Linked DNA regions of Homo sapiens: region 2 is linked to region 1. A link is a contact called in ENCODE Hi-C data. All regions are on one chromosome and are shown on one strand. Each heading gives the region's core, a stretch centred on a gene start or an enhancer-like site at or near the end of the contact. The rest is flanking DNA. Distances are from core to core; before and after follow the strand shown.

Region 1 (6,669 bases), core at 3,025-5,524:
TAGATGACAAACTATCTACAGGTACTCAAAGTTTGCTGTGTGGGGCTGATCGGCATTATTAACAGAATTATCAATAGCAGCATTTATTGAGTGATGGCTACCTACTTAGTGGCACTGCCAAACGCTGGAACCAAAAAGCAAACAAAAAGAACTGCCCTGGAGAAATACAATGTCTCCATCAAGTTTATGGATATAGGGAAATGCAGAGCACACCTGTCAGGATACACCCAGGCTGGATGTTGAGAAAACAGCAGCGACAAGAACAAACAAAACAACCCCATCAGCACGTGCAGTCCCTGCCGGCTCGGGGGTGTGTCCTGGGAAGAGAGTAAAGCTCTTTCCTATTGGCGATTTGGAGCATGACATCAAGACCACCCCCCTTGCAAAGGACCGACCAATGGGCTTCGGCGGGGAGGACCCAATGGCGACAGTTGAGGGCTTAACAGCGTCTAGGCTCTCACTCTGTTTTCCGCGGAAGCTGGGATGCTGCCTCCTGCCCCTCCAAAGGTCCCCGTTTAGACACAACCTGACTCTCATCTGTCGCCCCCTCCCGCCGGCTTTTTTAATAAAAGACAATTCTCGGCCGGGCGCGGTGGCTCACGCCTGTAATCTCCCCACTTTGGGAGGCCGAGGCGAGTGGGTCACTTGAGGCCAGGAGTTCGAGAACAGTCTGACCAACATGGTGAAACCCCGTCTCTACTAAAAATACAAAAATCAGCCGGGCGTGGTTACGCGGGCCCGTAATCCCAGCTACTCAGAAGGCTGAGGCAAGAGAATCGCTTGAACCTGGGAGGCGGAGGTTGCAGTGAGCCGAGATTGCTCCACCGCACTCCAGCCTGGGCGGCAGGGCAAGACTCCGTCTCTAAAAAGAAAAAAAAGAAAATTCTCTTTTGCCTAAGTTATTTCCGAGCCGCAAGTCGCAGAATCAGAAGAGCCGAGTTCTTGCCTGGCCCCAGTGTGACTTTGGGATTTCACTTTCTCCCTTCTGCGCTTCGGTCACCCTACTTTAAAGAATGGGCACAATCGCTCCGCCTTAGGCCAGGAACGTGCCTCGACAATTAGACCGTAAACTCAGCGTGGCGACTATCAGAAGCCTCATCAATTCTGGTCCGGCTGTTGCAGGGTGTGGCAAGCGCTCCTGGCGGGCAGGCGCCCCGTGGTTCCCCTCCAAGGTGTTTGGAAGCGACCCCTCCTCCTTCCCGCCCTAGGGAGCCCCAGGAGGGAGTGGCTCTGACCCTGACCCCCGAAAGGACGCAGGCGAGGCCCAGCGACCGGCTGTGCGGACGTGGGGCTCTCGGGAAGGGATAGCGCAGTTGGCCAAGCTGGGGTCCGAACCCCGCGGCCAGGAGTGGGGATGCTCAGGACTCGGGCCTGCGTGAGGAGAGGCCCCGCGCGCCTCCTACGACCCGGCTGGGGAGGCTCCGCAGAAGGGATTCCCGCTCCGTCTTCCACATCACTCCCCGATATCAAGCCCGAGTCGCCCCCTCAGCACCCCCCAGCCGTGTCGCGGCTTACCATTCCACTCGTCCCGGGCCAACCGGGCCATTATTCTCAGCACAGACCCCGCGGGAGCAGAGGAAGAGGGAGAGGCTTCGCTACCGGAAGTAACAAGACAGAGTGGGGGAAGCGTGCCCCGGCCCCGTGACCATAGAGGAGAGGCCGCTCTCCTTTCACAACCCCCCTCAACCCCGCGACCTCCCCGCTGCCTAGAGCGGCCACTCCCAGCCGGAGGAAGTGGGCGCATGCGTAATACCGCCGGTCCCGCCCCTTCCTCTTCACCCAGAGACCGAGTACCCGGGCTCGGCAGTCACAGCCCAAGGGGTGACGGGTGTGTGTCAGTTTCCGCTCCTCCTGGGCGGCTGTTCTTGTATCCGGAGGATACAAGCTTTGCCTAGAAATTAAAATATTACAAGGCCGCACCGTACTCTCTACAGTTATTTTTTGCCTTCACATTTTATGTAGAAAATCACAGGACTATACGTTCAATTTACGGTGTTAAGAATCGGAATTAAATGACTTTTATTTCTATTAAAATATTTTTTTTTTCGTAGAGATGGGGTCTCGCTGCGTTTTCCAGGCTGATCTTGAACATATGGCGTCAAGGGATCCTCCTGCCTCAGCCTTACAAAGTGCTGCGATTACAGGCGTGAGCCACCTCGTACAGCTTGAAATGGTTTTCTTATCACCACGTTTCGCCCCTTCCCAGCGTCTAGGTCACAGCGTCTAGAACTTATGCTGATTATTTGGTTTTGTTTTGTTGTTGTTGTTTGTTTTTGAGACAGAGTCTCACTCTCACCCGCCAGGCTGGCGTACAGTGGCACGATCTTGGCTCACTGCAACCTCCGCCTCCCGGGTTCAAGCGATTATCCCACCTCAGCCTCGTGAATAGTTGGGACTACGGGCGTGCACAACCACGCCTGGCTCATTTTAAAATTTCATTTTATTTTTATGGAGACAGGGTCTCGCTCTTTTCCCCAGGCTGGTCTGGAACTCCTGGGTTCAGGCGATTCTCCTGCCTCAGCCCCCGAAAACGCTGGGATTACAGGTGTGAGTCATGGCGCCAGGCCCCCATTAAACAGTTATTTATACAGATTTATTAATACGCTGCTTCCCAGTTCACATTCATTAGCACCACTGAGCCTCAATACAATCCCAGGAAATTGAGGTTTAGGAAGGTTTAATGCATTCCAGAACTAATAAGTGGCTGAGATAGATTTTGAAAATAGGTCTTCTAATCAACTTTCCTTTTGTTCGTTTGTTTGTTTTGGAGACGGAGTCTCGCTCTGTCGCCCAGGTTGGAGTGCAGTGGCACAATCTTGGCTCACTGCAACCTCCGCCTCCCGGGTTCAAGCAGTTCTCCTGCCTCAGCCTCCCGAGTAGCTGGGACTACAGGGGTGCGCCACCACGCCAGGCTAATTCTTTGTATTTTAGTAGAGATGGGGTTTCACCGTGTTGCCCAGGCTGGTCTCGAGCTCCTGGCCTCAAGCAATCCGCCTGCCTCGGCCTCCCAAAGTGCCAGGATCACAGGCGTGAGCCATCGCATCCGGCACTAACCAACTTTTCATAGTTGGCTTTTGTGAAAGACCAACCTGAATGTATTCATTCAACCCATGCTTATTGAGTGTCTACTACGTGTCAGCCCAGTGCTAGGCATTGGAGAACAGCAACCCCAAACCAACATACAATTCCATTAGGGCCGGGCCTCATATGTTGCACTCGACATAGTATTCCCAGAGGCTAATGCAGTAGCTAAGGGTCTCAGCTTTGCTTTCCGTGATCACCTAAGTAACAACCCCTATTATTCTTTTAATTTAATTTAATTTTTTTTTTGAAAACAAGTCTCGTTCTGTCACCCAGGCTGGAGTGCAGTGGCGTGATCTCGGTTCACAGCAACCTCCGCCTCCCAGGTTCAAGAGATTCTCCTGCCTCAGCTTCCCGAATAGCTGGGATTACAGGCGCGCACCACTGCACCCGGCTAATTTTTTGTATTTTTAATAGAGACAGGGTTTCACCATGTTGGCCAGGCTGCTCTTGAACTTCTGACCTCAGGTAATCCGCCCGCTTCTGCCTCCCAAATCGCTAGGATTACAGGCATGAGTCACCAAGCCCAGCCAATTTTTATATTTTTAGTAGAGACAGGGTTTCACTATGTTGGCCAGGCTGGTCTCGAACTCCTGATCTCGTGATCCGCCCGCCTCGGCCTTCCAAAGTGCTGGGATTACAGGCATAAGCCACCGGGTCCGGCCTAATTTTATTTTTTTAAGAGACAGGTCTCACTATGCTGTCCAGGCTGGTCTCGAACTCTTCAGTTCAACGGATCCTCCCGCCTCGGGTTCCCAAAGTGTTAGGCTTACAGGCGTGAGCCACCGCACCCGGATCCCATTATTCTCTATTACATCGCCCCGCTCTTTTTCTTAATAGCGATTTTCATGTGTTACCAAATGGCAAGTTTCACTCCTGCCTGAATTTCCCCTTACCCCAAGTTTAAGCTACAATGGGGCAGGGAGCACGTCTTCCTGTTCATCACTGTATCTCCACCCCTGTAAGAGTGGCTAGCATATCACAGAAACCCAGTCAGTATTTCCTGGTCGACTGGATGTCGAGACATGCACATTTTTTCTACTGAAGTGAAAGCCCGCACAAATTAGGCCACGCCTTGGGGACTTCGATAGCCACGCCCCTCCCCTGTCCCTATAAGGAGGGAAAGGAGCCCAGCCTTGGCCCCGCCCCCGCCGCCGCGCAGGCGCTGACGCAAGCGCAGCAGGCGCGCGCTGTTTCCGGAAGTCGCGGCCGGCGTCACCGCTGCGGCTGCCTCAGCTACTGCCGCAGTCGCCGCGGAATTCGGCGAGTAGAACCGCTGAGGCGGGCGCGGGCCCGGGTGGGGCCAAGGTTCCGGCCACTCTGCAGAATGGAGATAATCAGGAGCAGTGCGTGTCCGCCGTACACCTCCCCGCCTCCCCACACCCGGCTGCCCCTGGCCTGCTAGGCCGAGACCATGGCCGGCGTGTTTGGCTGGGCCTGGGGCTGAGGCAGCCCCTCAGGGCTTTTCCCTCCTTAAGCCGGTGCGCCTCTTGGGGTCTTTTCCGGCTGCGGACCGTGCACCCTAGGAGCCTTGTACTTACTCCTCCAACCCCGGCACCATCCGGGGCCTTGTCCTTCTCCGGGCCGGGCACCCCCCGGGGCTTGTCCCCCCTGACCCATGCACCCCTCGAGGACTTGATTCCCCTCGCCCCGGTGCACACCTCCGGGACTTTTCCCCTTCCGGCTCTCAGCCTCGGGAGCTCCTCGGCCCTCCTTCCCTCTCCCCTTAGCAGGAATTCAGGCCACTGGTTCTGAGCCTCTTTTCGGTTTCTCCGCAGATTTTAAGAGTAATCTTCACAAAGTGTACCAGGCCATAGAGGAGGCCGACTTCTTCGCCATCGATGGGGAGTTTTCAGGTATCCCTCCCTTGCAAGCTCAGGCTAGCACTTTGCAGTGCATAGCCAAGGCTCCTTCAATCCCCCAGCCCCCAACTTCTTATGCTTGGTGGTGGCCTCTTGCTGTTAGTAGCCTTGGGCGGGTTTCACAGGTCTCAGTGTTACCCTTTAAACGTTTCAAAAGCACGAAAGAAATGAAGATACGCCGTAGGTTTGTGATTGGACTCAGGATCTCAGATAGAGATGATGGTTTTGATGCTGCTTAAAACAGTGCGGCGTGTACATTGCAGAGAGCTTGAGGATTAGGGTCAGACTGTTTTTTTTCTTGATTGTAAAATAGGTATAACATGAAATTTGCCATTTTAAGTGGCTTTACAGTTAAGTGGCATTAAGTACATTCACATTGCTGTGCAAACATCACCATCCATCTCTAGGACTTCTTCATCTTCACAGTCTGAAACTCTTTACACATTAAACTCCCCATTTCTCCTTTCGCCCAGCCTTTAGCAACCGCCATTTGTCTCTGAATTTGACTGCCCTTAACATCTCATATAAGTGGAATCTTACAATATTTGCCCTTTTGTGACCGGCTAGGGTCAGGTTTTTGCAGATAAATGAGATATTTCTTTATGCATTAGTGGACGTGTTCATTGCCTGCCTCAACAGGTGTGTATACAGGAAATACTTCACTGACACTTAAAGTTGCAAATTTTTTTTCCCCTTTTTTAGGGGGAGCAAAGACTAGTTTTTAAATTGCTGATGTCAATATGAACGGTTCACTCCCTTTGATATGGATATCCATTTTTGCTGTCTGATTTTCCATGTTTGAATCATGAAGGAATCCATGCAGGGGTAAATAGTATCCTTGGCTTTAGGTAGTGTCTAGTTGGAATCACTTCCCTAGGAAGCTAAGAGTTTTCACTTAGAGAAATAATTTTCTCTTAATCTTGAAGATACATTCTTTGCATAGATATTAACCACTCCAAACTCTTGACCAAGACTGGAACTCTGGCAATAATATACTTAGGGATTTATTGATGTCTGTTTATACAGGAATCTTTTAAAGCAGCAAAACTTATTCAAGCATAGAGATTGTTTTCTTACATGATTACTGTGTTTTAAGTCATGTTTTAGACGCTGGAACTGCCTATTCTCATGTTGAAACATTCGCATCTCTAAGTTCATTATTAGAGGGTTTAACCTGGTGGCCACTGAAATTAATGCTTATTTTAAAAAAGTAAGTTAGGGAGTGCTTCCAAGTAACCTTAATTCGTGATACGACATTATAGAGGCACTGAATGATTGACTGGCATTTTTACGTTAGTATTTATTAGTAAGCTAAAAATTTTTATTTCTTAAAATCTAGGAATCAGTGATGGACCTTCAGTCTCTGCATTAACAAATGGTTTTGACACTCCAGAAGAGAGGTATCAGAAGCTTAAAAAGGCAAGTGGATGTGCTAGGAAATCTTTTTCTTTCTCATGTTAGTCTTCCTTATGTTAAATGATAAATATTGTTACTAAACTTGTGCATTAAGGTTTTGTAAGTGCAGTATTTTCTCCTCAAACCTAGCCATGAAGTGATTTTTTTTTTTGTTTTGTCTTGTTTTAGAGACAAGGTCTCGCTCTGTCACCCAGGCTGGGGTGCAGTGGCGTGATCACTGCTCTGTGGAGCCTTGAACTCCTGGCTCAACTGATTCTCCTGCCACAGCCTCCCAAGTAGTTGGGACTACAGGCGCAAGCCACTGTGCCCA
Region 2 (6,669 bases), core at 2,276-4,775, 2.8 Mb after region 1:
CGAAGCCTCATTAGTTGAGGGGAGAGGTATCAAAGAATCCATAGATAGGACACATCTTTAAAACCACAATATCACAACCAGATTATTAACTTACCTAACGCATAAATCATCACTACCTTTTCTTCTCTACTGCCAGTTCAAAAACCTTTTATCTTTACAATTTCTCCAAAGTGAGTATAAACCCTCAGCTTGATAATGAATTCATTCCTTTACCTACTTTCCAAACTGCATCTCCCATTCCTCCCCTCTGCACATTCCTGCTCTAGCTATGTACTGCTTCCAAACACTTCCATACACTTTCACCAGCATTCATGCTGTGTCCTTGGCCTACAAGTATGGTTCTCAAACTTAAGTTCAGGTGAAAGAACATCTGATAGCCTCCATATTCTCAAGAATACTACAAAACATGGATCAACAAAGCCCAGTGTAACAATTCATTAAGCTGTGCTAAAAGGAAACCACTCTTACTAATAGATTCTAGAATACACAAAGGGAAGCAGGTGCCAATGATTTCAGAACATTTCTTCTACAACTTGATTAAACACAAGGCTATTACTAGAGATTAGCAGAACATCCTTTCATGGAAGGAACACCTTTTGAAAGCAATTGAAGGAAAGCCTATTACTCTCATTCCTCCATCTCTCAAAACTTTATATAACTAGTTGCAAAAAGTCTGAAACCAACCTGAAGGCGCCTAAAAAAGTTCCTAAATAAACTGTAGTGTTGTTGCATGGTGGAACACCACAGAGCCGTTTAAAAAGATGAGGCAGAGCTTTGTGTACTGACTTGGAACAATCTCCAAGGTATATTAAGAAGAAAAAGCAAGGTGCGGAACAATGGGTATACTAGGCTACTATATGTCTTTTTCTAAAAAGTAAAAGTTTGACCAGGTCCAGTGGTTTATGCATATTACCCCAGCACTTTGGGAGGCTGAGGTGGGAGGATCCCTTGAGGCCAGGAGTTCGAGACCAACCTGGGCAACATGGTGAGACCCCTCCCTGTCCTCATCTCTACAAAAAAATTGTAAAAGTTAGCAGGACGTGGTGACCTGAACCTTTAGTCCTACCTACTCGGGAAGCTGAAGCCGGAGGATCTGTTGAACCCAGCAGTTCCAAACTGCAGTAAGCTATAGTCATGACACTACACTCCAACCTGAGTGACAGAGCCAGACTCCGTTTCTTAAAAAAAAAAAAAAAAAAAAAAAAAAAAAAGGCTGGGCACAGTGGCTCACACATGTAATCCCAGCATTTTGGGAGGCCAAGGTGGATCACCTGAGGTCAGGAGTTCCAGACCAGCCTGGCCAACATGGACAAACCCCGTCTCTACTAAAAATACAAAATTAACGCCGGGCGCGGTGGCTCAGGCCTGTAATCCCAGCACTTTGGGAGTCCGAGGCGGGCGCATCACGAGGGCAGAGGTCAGATCGAGACCATCCTGGCTAACACGGTGAAACCTTGTCTCTACTAAAAATACAAAAAAAAAAAATTAGCCGGGCGTGGTGGCGGGCGCCTGTAGTCCCAGCTACTCGGGAGGCTGAGGCAGGAGAATGGCGTGAACCCAGGAGGCGAAGCTTGCAGTGAGCCAAGATCGCGCCACTGCACTCCAGCCTGGGCGACAGAGCAAGACTCCGTCTCAAAAAAAAAAAAAAAAAAAATTAGCCAGGCATGGTGGTGCATACCCGTAATCTCAGCTACTGGGGAGGCTGAGGCAGGAGAATAGCTTGAGCTCAGGAGGCGGAGGTTGCGGTGGGCTGAGATCTCGCCATTGCACTCCAGCCTGGGCAACAAGAGCGAAACTCTGTCTCAAAAAAAAAAAAAAAAGTAGCCGGGCATGGTGGCGTCCGCCTGTAGTTTCAGCTACTCGGGAGGCTGAGACAGGAGAACTGCTTGAACCCGAAAGGGAGAGACTGCAGTGAGACAAGATCACTGCACTCCAGCCTGGGCGTCAGGGCAAGACTCCCTCTTTAAAAAAAAATTGGCCGTGGTGGTTCACGCCTATAATCCTAGCACTTTGGGAGGCCGAGGCAGGTGGATCATGAAGTCCAGGAGTTCAAGACCAGCCTGGCCAGGATGGTGAAACCCCATCTTTACTAAAAATACAAAAATTAGCCGGGCGTTGTGGCGCGTGCCTGTAATCCTAGTTACTCGGGAGGCTGAGGCAGAGAACTGCTTGAACCCGGGAAGCGAAGGATACAGTGAGCCCAGATCGTGCCACTGCACTCCAGCCTGTGCGACAGAGCGAGACTCCATTACAAAAAAAAAAAAAAAAAAAAGGAAAAAAATTAATTAAACCCATCCAACAAGAGAAAGGAGAAGTATCTCCTAAACATGCCTAGAACATCTCTGGAAGGTTCCAGGAGACACTGGTAAGGGTACCTCTGGGGAGGCGGGTGGAGTGGGAGGAAGACATTACAAAGCAAACCTGTCCTACCCAAGGGCCGCGTGCGGCCCTGGAGGCCAGGCTTTGAATACAGCCCAACACGAATTCGTAAACTTCCTTAAAGCATTACGAGATTTTTTTTAGATTTTTTTTTTAAAGCTCGTCGGCTATCATTAGTATTAGTTTTATATATGGGCCCAGGCAATTCTTCTTCCAGTGTGGCCCACGGAAGCCAAAAGATTGGACTCCCCTGTTCTAAGGTATTCCATTTGTCAGTTATCCAGCCTCCACTCCTAACCTGTTTGTTTAGCGACAAGGTCTCACTCTACTGCCTACGCTGGAGTGCAGTGGCGCGGATCAGAACTCACCGAGCCTCGAATTCCTCAAGATCCTCCATCCTCCGCCTCCCAAGTAGCCGGGACTACAGGCGCGCACCACCACGCCGGCTAATGTTTATAATTTTTGGAGAGACGGAGTCTCGTATATGCACGGACTGGTCTCCAACTCCTGGAATCCCTCCGCCTCGGCCTCCCAGAGCGCTGGGATTCCAGACGCCAGCCACGCGCACGACCAGCCACGCTTATTTGTACAGGATCTTACCTCCCGCCTCTCTGCGAGACCAGAAGCTCCTAAGAGACTGGCCCAGACTCATCTTTCGGTCCCTCATGCTGCTTAACGTGGCAGGTCGGGTGGCTCCGGGTGGCTCCCGTGCCTTATATTTCAGGGACTCCTCACCAGCCTGGGGTTGGCGTCGCCTAAAGTCAACGGGCAGGTGGGCAGTGGAGCCAGGATTCCGCGCTCTGCCCATGCCACGCGCGGCCTTCCCGGAGGCGGGGACCGTGGAGTGTGGAGGACCCCACTGGGCCTCCTGACGGGACTCTTCTCTCGCCTCAAGGCGCTTTCTTGATTTCTATCTAGTAAGAGTGAGAGGACACCCAAGCTACTCCCCACAGCTCATGGAAAGCTGGAGAAAAGCGGAAGAGCAGGTGCCTCCTCAAAGAAGGGATTCTGACAGCAGCCACTGCCCCGGAGAGCGAAACCCCACGCTCTCCCGGAAATGACGCACAGAGGCTCGGTTCCCGCCCCCTCGCTTCCGGGGCCGGGCTTGCTCGCGCGTGCGCACCAGAAGCCAGCAGTGGGGTTGCACACGCGCCTCTTCACGAGGTGGAAACAAGATGGAGGATTCGGCCTCGGCCTCGCTGTCTTCTGCAGCCGCTACTGGAACCTCCACCTCGACTCCAGCGGCCCCGACAGCACGGAAGCAGCTGGATAAAGAACAGGTGAGTGGTTCCTGGGGAGGGTGGCTTGGAAGCAGTGTGGCGGTTACCTCGTGAGGCGCAGGGTGCCGGAACCCGAGTGCGTGCTCGGCGGACTTCCCCGGGGCTGTGGGACGGTCGCTGGCGGGCCGTGTGCCTCAGCTGTCTCTCCCCTTTACACACGTGGGTGGGCGCCTGCTTTCCCTGGTCCTGCGGCCTGGCGCTAGTGAATTGGGTTGCAAGTGTGCTGTGGAGCTAGATGAGATAGACCTGGCGACCTGGCTTAGCTTCCCTATCATTAGCGCTTGACCGAATCGCTTAGTTTTGCAGGTCTGTTACCCGTTATTTAAAGTGGGCCCTTCGGCTCCCCGTTATCCAGGATCGGGAGAGGTAATGAGTGTAAAGCGCTTTGGCCTGGTACATGGTAAGAAGGTGCTCAGTAGGCCGGGCGCGGTGGCTCACGCCTGTAATCCCAGCACTTTTGGAGGCCGAGGCGGGTGGATCACCTGAGGTCAGGAGTTCGATACCAGCCTGGCCAACATGGTGAAACCCCGTCTCTACTAAAAATACAAAAATTAGGTGGGCGTGGTGGCGGGCGCCTGTAATCTCAGCTACTCGGGAAGCTGAGGCAGGAGAATTGCCAGGAGTTCTCAGTAAATGCTAAATGCATTTTGCTTTGCGTTTTTCCTGGGATTACTGCTTTCATCATTGAGGGCAGGAGGGGCACGTTTCCCTCTAGCCCAATCTCTTTAAGTAGAAGAGGTGCCCTTCTGCACACAGTACTGGAAGTGGGTACTTAGGCATGTTTGATGGATTCTTAGATTTCTGTGAATATAAACTGCAGGATCCTAATAGATACGGTTATGGAGGTTACCCCTTGAAATAGAAGTTGGAAGGGAAAAAATAGAAGGTGTGGGAGGGGGCAAATGCTAAATTAGATTGAGAACATTTCATTTATTTGTGTAAGTTATTGTGAAAACATTTCACTTATTTGTCTAATTTCCACTTTGCAGGTTAGAAAGGCAGTGGACGCTCTCTTGACGCATTGCAAGTCCAGGAAAAACAATTATGGGTTGCTTTTGAATGAGAATGAAAGTTTATTTTTAATGGTGGTATTATGGAAAATTCCAAGTAAAGAACTGAGGGTCAGATTGTAAGTTGTGATTTTCTACCTTTGCTGTTTTTATCTGTGTGTTTATTCTTTGTAACTCGAACAATTGCATCATGGTTACTAATGGAAACTTTGCAAACTTATAATAAAAATCTGACGTGAAGTAAAACAACTATGTCCAAAAGAACCATAGAGGCTTGATGTGGTGGCTCACACCTGTAATCCCAGCACTTTGGGAGGCCGAGGTGGACGGATCACCTGAGGTCGGGAGTTCAAAACCAGCCTGGCCAACATGGTAAAACCCTGTCTCTCCAAAAATACAAAAATTAGCCAGGCATGATGGCGGGTGCCTGTAATCTCAGCTACTCGGGAGGCTGAGGCAGGAGAGTGGCAGTGAGCGGAGATGTCTCCATTGCACTCCAGCCTAGGCGACAGAGCAAGACTCTGTCTCAAAAAAATAAAAAATAATAAAAAATAAAAGAACCGTAGAAATTCAGATGTGCTAAAATTTTCTAGAAATTTCACCAGTTTTCTTAGAGCTTGGTGGACAGCTAACGTAATCAGGTCTGTTGAATCGAAAACGTGGTGTTCGAAAGAATAAAGGTGGAATAAGTTAAACAGCTTTATTTTATTTTATTTTTTTATTAGAAACTGTTATCTTTCCATGTCAAGCAAAAATTCTTTGGGGCTACAATTTATTCCTTTGTACAGAGACTATTAAAAACTGCAGTGAATTTCTGTCTATGGAAAAGAAATCCATGGTGATTATACAGAATGCTTCTTCAGAACATAGGTTGTAAGCATAAGAAATGAGTTAAACCCTTGTATTTTATTTTCTGTAAGATGTGGCATAATTGTGTTTGCTGGTCCCTCTTGGTTTAGTCCATGTTTTTGGTTTCGATTCTTTTATCTCTCCTTTTTTTTTTTTTTTTAAGAGACGAGATCTTGCGCTGTTGCCCAGCTGGAGTACAATAGTGAGATCTGTGTTCACTGCAACCTCAACCTCCCTGACCTGACTCAAGTGATCCTCCCACCTCAGCCTTCCAAGTAGCTGGGACTACAGGTGCACACCACCATGCCTAGCTAATTTTGAAATCTTTGTGGAGATGAGGTTTCACTGTGTTCTCCAGGCTGGTCTCGAACTCAGGCTCAAGCAGTCCTCCCTCTCAGTCTCCCAAAGTGTTGGGATTACAGGCATGAGCCTCCATGCCTGGGCTGTTTCAATTCTTAAAAGTTATGTTATGCTGGGCATGGTGACTCATCCCTGTAATCTCAGCACTTTGGGAGGTGAGGTGGGTGGATCATTTGAGGCCTGGGAGTTTGAGATCATCCTGACCCAACATGGCGAAATCCCATGTCTCCTAAAAATACAAAAATTAGCCAGACATGATGGTGGGCGTCTGTAATCCCAGCTGTTTGGGAGGCTGAAGTGCAAGAATCATTTGAACCCAGGAGGCAGAGGTTGCAGAGACTCCAGCCTGGGCGACAGTGAGACTCCCATCTCAAAAAAAAAAAAAAAAGTTATGTTGGCTGAGTGTGGTGGCTCACACTGTAATCTCAGCAGTTTGGGAGGCTGAGGCAGGTGGATTGCTTGAGCCCACAAATTCAAGACCAGCCCAGGCTATGTGGCGAAACCCTGTCTCTACGAAAAATACAAAAATTAGCTGGGCCTACACCCAACTGGTACGTGCCTGGAGTCTCAGCTATGCTGGAGGCTATCGTGAGCTATGATCACACCACTGCACTGCAGCCTTGGGTACTGAGCAAAACCCTGTCTCAAAAAAAGGAAAAGAAGAAAGAGTTATTATGTTTATGGAGCTAAGAGTTTTAAAGAAGGTAAAATTCTGAACCAGGCTTGTCCTGATTAAGCTAGGTTTTTATAGCGCATTACAGTACGTGTGCACATACAGCAACATATGTATA

The links. Hi-C counts contacts between places; a loop is a spot of excess contacts on that map. Pooled maps may share reads with other maps.
Region 2: a loop to region 1 is called in a pooled map, with 10 times the contacts of the local background. The contact joins the promoter of RSL1D1 here to the promoter of PARN in region 1. A Hi-C loop is called at or near these places in 9 of 50 pooled maps.

What each region holds. Positions count from the first base shown.
Region 1 is chr16:14,627,865-14,634,533 of GRCh38, reverse strand. It overlaps PARN (poly(A)-specific ribonuclease), which reads left to right and starts at 4,274. Exons shown (of 24, transcript NM_002582.4): 1 at 4,274-4,427; 2 at 4,860-4,937; 3 at 6,283-6,362. The coding sequence starts at 4,409. It overlaps BFAR (bifunctional apoptosis regulator), which reads right to left and starts at 1,583. Exons shown (of 8, transcript NM_016561.3): 1 at 1,516-1,583. RefSeq lists enhancers at 1,001-1,570, 1,571-2,138, 3,738-4,260, 4,261-4,782, 4,783-5,306.
Region 2 is chr16:11,848,398-11,855,066 of GRCh38, reverse strand. It overlaps RSL1D1 (ribosomal L1 domain containing 1), which reads left to right and starts at 3,525. Exons shown (of 9, transcript NM_015659.3): 1 at 3,525-3,659; 2 at 4,649-4,788. The coding sequence starts at 3,555. RefSeq lists enhancers at 2,323-2,856, 2,857-3,391, 3,164-4,363 and a silencer at 3,409-3,595.